Regions from separate parts of the Homo sapiens genome. Here region 2 is linked to region 1. Evidence: chromatin loops called from intact Hi-C (ENCODE). Cell type or tissue: CD4-positive, alpha-beta T cell. All regions are shown on one strand. Each heading gives the region's core, and the rest is flanking DNA. Links, peaks and the distances in the headings are about the cores only.

Evidence for each region. A loop is a pair of places that touch in the nucleus more often than their neighbours do. Peaks named below come from ENCODE experiments on the same cell type or tissue, not always from the same donor. Only the 100,000 strongest peaks of a DNase experiment are listed, where the experiment ranks them.
Region 2: a loop joins it to region 1, with 7 times the contacts of the local background. A loop is called at or near these places in 1 of 110 quality-filtered maps.

What each region holds. Positions count from the first base shown.
Region 1 is chr14:98,105,959-98,108,881 of GRCh38, reverse strand. All of the region lies in intron 1 of LOC105370655 (a long non-coding RNA gene), which reads left to right. The region is part of intron 3 of LOC105370653 (a long non-coding RNA gene); the gene reads right to left. Among named protein-coding and RNA genes, the nearest start is that of LINC02295, 29 kb to the left of the region's middle. In CD4-positive, alpha-beta T cell, for the core only: no CTCF peak of the experiment used is centred there; no DNase peak of the experiment used is centred there.
Region 2 is chr14:97,701,871-97,704,793 of GRCh38, reverse strand. No RefSeq gene overlaps it. Among named protein-coding and RNA genes, the nearest start is that of LINC02291, 17 kb to the right of the region's middle. In CD4-positive, alpha-beta T cell, for the core only: no CTCF peak of the experiment used is centred there; a DNase peak (open chromatin) is centred at 1,633; H3K4me3 peaks cover 595 bases; H3K27ac peaks cover 2,374 bases.

The DNA of each region.
Region 1 (2,923 bases), core at 262-2,761:
CTTTTCTGCGGATAACAAGTAAAATTAGCTAACAGCTCAATTATTCTGTTAATGAGGCAACCCCCTCCCCACTTGCATAAATTTAATTTATTTTTCTTTCCAGTGTCCTTTCTGCTACCATCAATCAACTCCCCTTCCAGAGGAAAAAAATTATACACTAAAAGTGGGGTATGGACTGGGGGCTGATATCAAAATTGAGGTTGATCATACATTATACTGTGAAAGAGGAAATGAACATAAAGGAAGGGGAGAAAACTGAGTCTCAACAAGTCGCCAGGCCAGCCTGCAAAAGCAAGCTTGAAATTTCCTGTTGGGTAAAGTCTATTCGATTCAGATGACATTTACACTAAAATAGAAGCCCAAAATTCACCACTATGCAATATATCCATCTAATAAAACTGCACTTTGTACCACCTAAATCGATGAAAAGAAAAAGAAAAAGTTCCCTGTACTGAGGCTCACGCTATTATCCAACCCCGAAGGTATGGGGTGAAGCACATTCTTTGTAGACTGTTGTTTTCCATAGATGTTTGGTCGTTGGTTTGTCTTTCCATTTTATCAATCAGAGCTTTTAAGCTTCACCAGGTGAGGAATACAAGTGGGATGAATCCAGGCAAAAGCAAAGAAAATCTCTGTAGTTAGTGAGGGCAGCCTCATTCCAGACAAACAGACATTTTCCTCTCAGATTTTTGAAACATTGGCAGTTAAGAGCTTGCTGTCCTGAGAAGCTGTAGAAGTTCAGGGTCCACAGGTCAGGAGCTGAGACAATTAATCTCCATTTTGGCTCCAAAGTGGGATGGTTTAAGTCCATTTATTAAACCTAAGTTAGAGGCCAAATAAAATTGGTCTACAGCTCACCCAACTCCTATAGCCTTGATCCCAGTTGTTCTTTGCAGTTTCCTAAGTATAACCCCTACATAAAATAACACCAAGTGCATGCTTCCTCGGGATTCAATTGCTTTTCCACATTCTGCATTACTTATCATTGTTAATGGCACCACCATCACCTGGTATCTTACCCAATATATTCTGAGCATCTTTGTTGACAAGTTCCTGCCCTGTCGGATAACCCAATGGTCTGGATTCTACCCTCTCAGCATTTCATGACTTCAGCTCCTGTTCCCCAAATTCAACTACGGCCATTGTGGATCAGCTCACAGGTCTTCACATGCTGCCCAGATCCCTGCAAGATCCCCTTTCCAGGCCTTCCGATCACTTCAATCCATCCTGGGCACTGCTACCAGAGTGATCTATTTCTTACACCACATTTTGTTAGTTGGTTTTTCTTTCAAATCACATGAGTAAATAATAGACACATTCTCATTGTAAAATGTCTAAAAATAAATAATATAAAGCCAATTATATAAACTCCCTTTTTGCCAAAAAAAATATAGCACCCTCACACAAGCTTGCCCACTCCCGCAAGACTCCCAGGCCATCTTCTACTTTGTATGCAGACAAATTTTTACTTGTTTGTTTACATGAATGGGAGCATTCATCTATTTCTGGGGCTTATTCTTTTTATCTATCAATGACATAATTCTACAGCTGTTCATATAACTGCCATAACTTATGCTCAAGAGCTCTTTGCTAATTTAGAGTTCAAAGATTTGGGATATATATATATATATATATATATATATATATATATATATACACACACACACACACACACACACACATAATCTATTGAAGGACATGGGGATTAGTTTTGGAGCCATTGTTGCTATTACAGGTTATGACGCAGTAAAAACAAACTGCTGCGTGCATATCATTGGGACAAACAGTGTGGACTTTTAAAACATTTTGAGGGCCAGGAGCAGTGGCTCATGCCTGTAATCCCAGCACTTTGGGAGGCTGAGGCAGGCAGGTCACTTGAGCTCATGAGTTTGAGACAAGCCTGGGCAACATGGTGAAACCCCATTTCTACTAACAATACAAAAATGAGCTGGGCATGATGGTGCACGCCTGTAGTCCCAGCTACTCGGGAGGCTGAGACAGGAGAATTGCTTGAACCTGGGAGGCAGAGGTTGCAGTGAGCTGAGATCATACCACTGCACTCCAGCCTGGGCGACAGAGTGAGATTCTGTGTCAAAAGTAAATAAATAAATTAATTAATAAATAAAGGAAAGGAAAGGAAAAAAGAAAAAAAAACAATTGAAAAGTAATTGCCAAATTGCTCACTAAAAAGACTGTATCAGTTTATGAAACACTCTGAGTAGCTGTCTGTGAAAGAGCAGACGTTCTTCCAGCTTCTCAGCTTAGAACCATCATCAATTTTTTAAAGAAAAACATTATGATGGTTGAACAATGCCACCTTATTGCTTTTATTTGCATTTCTCTGACTACTAGTGGCTATTTGCAGTGAATTAATATTTCATCTTTCTATGAATTGACTAATTTTCCTATTGAGCTGCTTTTAAAATTGTTAATAATTTTTGTGCAAAAGTGGCAAATATGGTCTCTCAATCTGTTGTCTTCTAACTTTTTGCATTGTATCTTCTGACATAAAATATGTATAATTTTATATATTAAAATACACCAGTTGGCCACAGGGGCTCACACCTGTAATCCCAGTACTTTGGGAGGCCAAGGCGGGAGGATCACCTGAGGTCAAGAGTTTGAGACTAGCCTGGCCAACATGGCAAAACCCCATCTCTATGAAAAATACAAAAATTAGCTGGGCATGGTCATGGTTGCCTGTAATCCTAGCTATTCAGGAGGTTGAGGCAGGAGAATTGCTTGAACCTGGAGGTAGAGGTTGCAGTGAGCTGAGATTGTGTCACTGCACTCCAGCCTGGGTGACAGAGCAAGACTCCATCTAATCTCAAGAACAAACAAACAAACAAAAAACAAAATAAACAAACAAATATGCCAACATTTTCTCTCTGGTTTCTAGTTCTTGTGAATAGACTTCATAAAT
Region 2 (2,923 bases), core at 180-2,679, 400 kb after region 1:
GAAAATTAGAATGTTTATTATGGAGATGTAAACTCTTACCAGAGTGTAAACAGGAAGAGGCATTCACAATCACTCACTGTCTGCAAAAGGAAAAGATCTCTGAAGGCAAAGGGGCTGGGTTTTTCTTCTTTGTGGCTCCAGGGACAGAATGAAAGAGCCTAAGCAGGTTTCAGAGAGATCTTTTCCATATCTAGAAAGAATTTCTTACAGGTAAAGCTGAACTTAGGAAACCTGGGGATTGTCATCACTGGAGGAGCTTGGCAGAGACTGAAGAACAAATGGCGGTGGAGTTTTCAGAGGGATTTTCATGGGTTAGTGCTTGAAGGAAAAGATCTGAGTGTGTTCTAATTTAGGACACCCTATGAGGATGCAGGAAGCTCTTACAGTGCCCTGTGGCTCCACATCTCTCTTAGATGTGGCTTAAATTATTGTAGCAAACATGTTTCATGTTCCACCATCATCTTCTTAGCCATGGCTTTAGGACATGCTTTTATGGAGGCATCTTCTGGACCTTCCTTCGTAATAGACTCAGTAATGACCCCCAAAGATGCTCCCATTCTAATGACTGGAACCTGTGAATACGTCACCTTACCTGGCAAAAGATAATTTTGCATATGTTATTAGATTAAGGGTCTTGGGATGGGAGATTATCCTGGATTATCTGAATGAGCCCAATGTAATCACAAGGGTCCTTATAAGAGGAAAGCAGGAGGGTCAGAGTCAGAGAAGAAGACGTGACCACAGAAGCAGAGGATGAAGTGATGTACTTTGAAGATAAAGGAAGTGGCCATGAGCCAAGGAATGCAAGCAGCCTCTAGAAGGTAGAAAAGAGAAGGAAACAATCTCTCCTCTAGAGCTTCCAGAAGGAACGCCAGCCTGTTGGCATCCTGATTTGGGGCTTCTAACTTCCAGACTGCAAGATCATAAATTTGTGTTATTTTAAGCTTCTAAGTTCATGCTAACTTGTTACGGCAGCAATGGGAAACAAATCATGGAGCCAATTAAATAAACACAGGGAGGGAAAGAAAGATGATCTAACTTATTGTGAGGACTGATACACCTGGGGCAGACTACACACTTTGCTTTATGTGCTTATCACTTGAACCTTAGATGTGGGTATCAGAAACCCTATTTTATAGGTGAGGAATCTAAAGCTTTATAGACATTAAGTCAGTTGCATAAGAGAATTTTTACAGTCTGAGAAATCAAGCTGGAATCTAGACCAAGAGCTGCCTAGCTTTTCCCACTGAACTTTGCTGCTTCCTAGCAGGTCTGCCAGGCACCAGATCTAATCACTGCTGCCCTGTGCCTTCCCTTTCTATCCACCGTCCGAACTCTAAGCCCTGCAGTTCCAGGAGGCCTGGGCATGGGGAGGTCCTCTCCCCACAGGAGCATGCGCATGGTTGGCTGTGAATATTCAACACCCTGATATTCGGTAAGGCTCCCACTGTGGTCAGAGCCCAGGTGGTAGGGGAGGGGATAACTAATGTGGTTTCAGATGCCGGAGATGTGTTGAAACAAGGCTGGACCAAGAGAGGTCACCTGAACAACCCGATAAAGGGTTGTTGATCTCCGGTCTGAAACCAGAGCTGAGATCGGCTGCTTTTTCTCGTGGGTAAATTTTTAGAAAGATCACTTCCCTTCTGAGATGGAAACTCGACCCATTTCTGCAAATGCCTGTAACTCTATCTTTGCAGCATCATAGAGTGCCCATACTGGGCATGCCGCACAGGTAGTCCTTTCAGTTGTTTTCGTTTTTTAAGTTAGTACTTTCTTGTTCCTGTAAGTTACTTCACTAAACCTCGGTTTTTTTTTTTTTTAATGTGTTAGACTAGAATAACAATACAGAATTCAGGAGGCTGCTTTGAGGGTCACAGGAAAGAAAATTATGCCTGCACAAGCACCTTGAAACTGCAATATGCTGTGCAAATTTCATATACTAATTAATTAATTGATAAGTTCATAGCCTGCATTATTTACAAAAACAACTTGATTTAAAATGAAAATAACAAATTGTAAGTAAGCATACACACACATCTGTTGAAAGGAACAATGATAAAAAAAATAGATAAGATAGAACAAGGAAGAATTAAATGATAAAAGGGCTTACCATGAGGGGAGGTATCTAAATTTGTCATCTATTTACCCCCTGTATCTGAATCACCTGCTGTCTGGCCAAAACGTAGATTCTTAGCCCGTTTCTAGACCTGCTAAATGGCCATAGTTGAGGGCAGATATGCAAACAGCATATTTTAATGTTTCAATTTCCAGACAATTTACACTATGGTTTGAGAAACATTGTCCAAAGTTTTAGAAAATTACTAAAAGAAAACTGCAAATTTAACTTGTGGCCTTCTCAGGGGCCCAAACAATCATAATCAGTTAAATACTCTAAGAGTTTACCAGCTAAGAACAGACTAAATCAGGAAAAGCAGATACTTTTTTTCTCTTTTTGAGACCTGAGAGAAATCCCTCTTAGGAGCAACCTCTGAAAATCAGTTAGACATCAACAAAGTTACTGGCCTGCAGATGGATGCATAGCCAGGGCCACAGCAAATGGCCGGGCAGGCTGGATGCTCTGCATCTTCAGGGGCCTGACTTTGCAGGACTGTGATGAAACTGAGCCACTCAAGTTGCACAGTGTGCAACCTGCGTGCAGATTCACAACAGCCTGTTCGAGATCTGCCAGGAATCTCTCTGTAACGTGATTAAGAAGAAAAGTTACTCAGGAGACCTGGTCACACAGTATGGATCATATGAAGACTTTGGCCACTGTGAGTCATCCCAGAAGCAGCAAATAATCTATGGCAAGCCTTCTGGTCTATGTACCTGGCACCATCAACCTTCAGATGTCCTTAAGTGAGACCTGGGCACCTCTGCAAATATTTCCTTTTCCTTTTTCTCAACACCCCTTTTATATTTA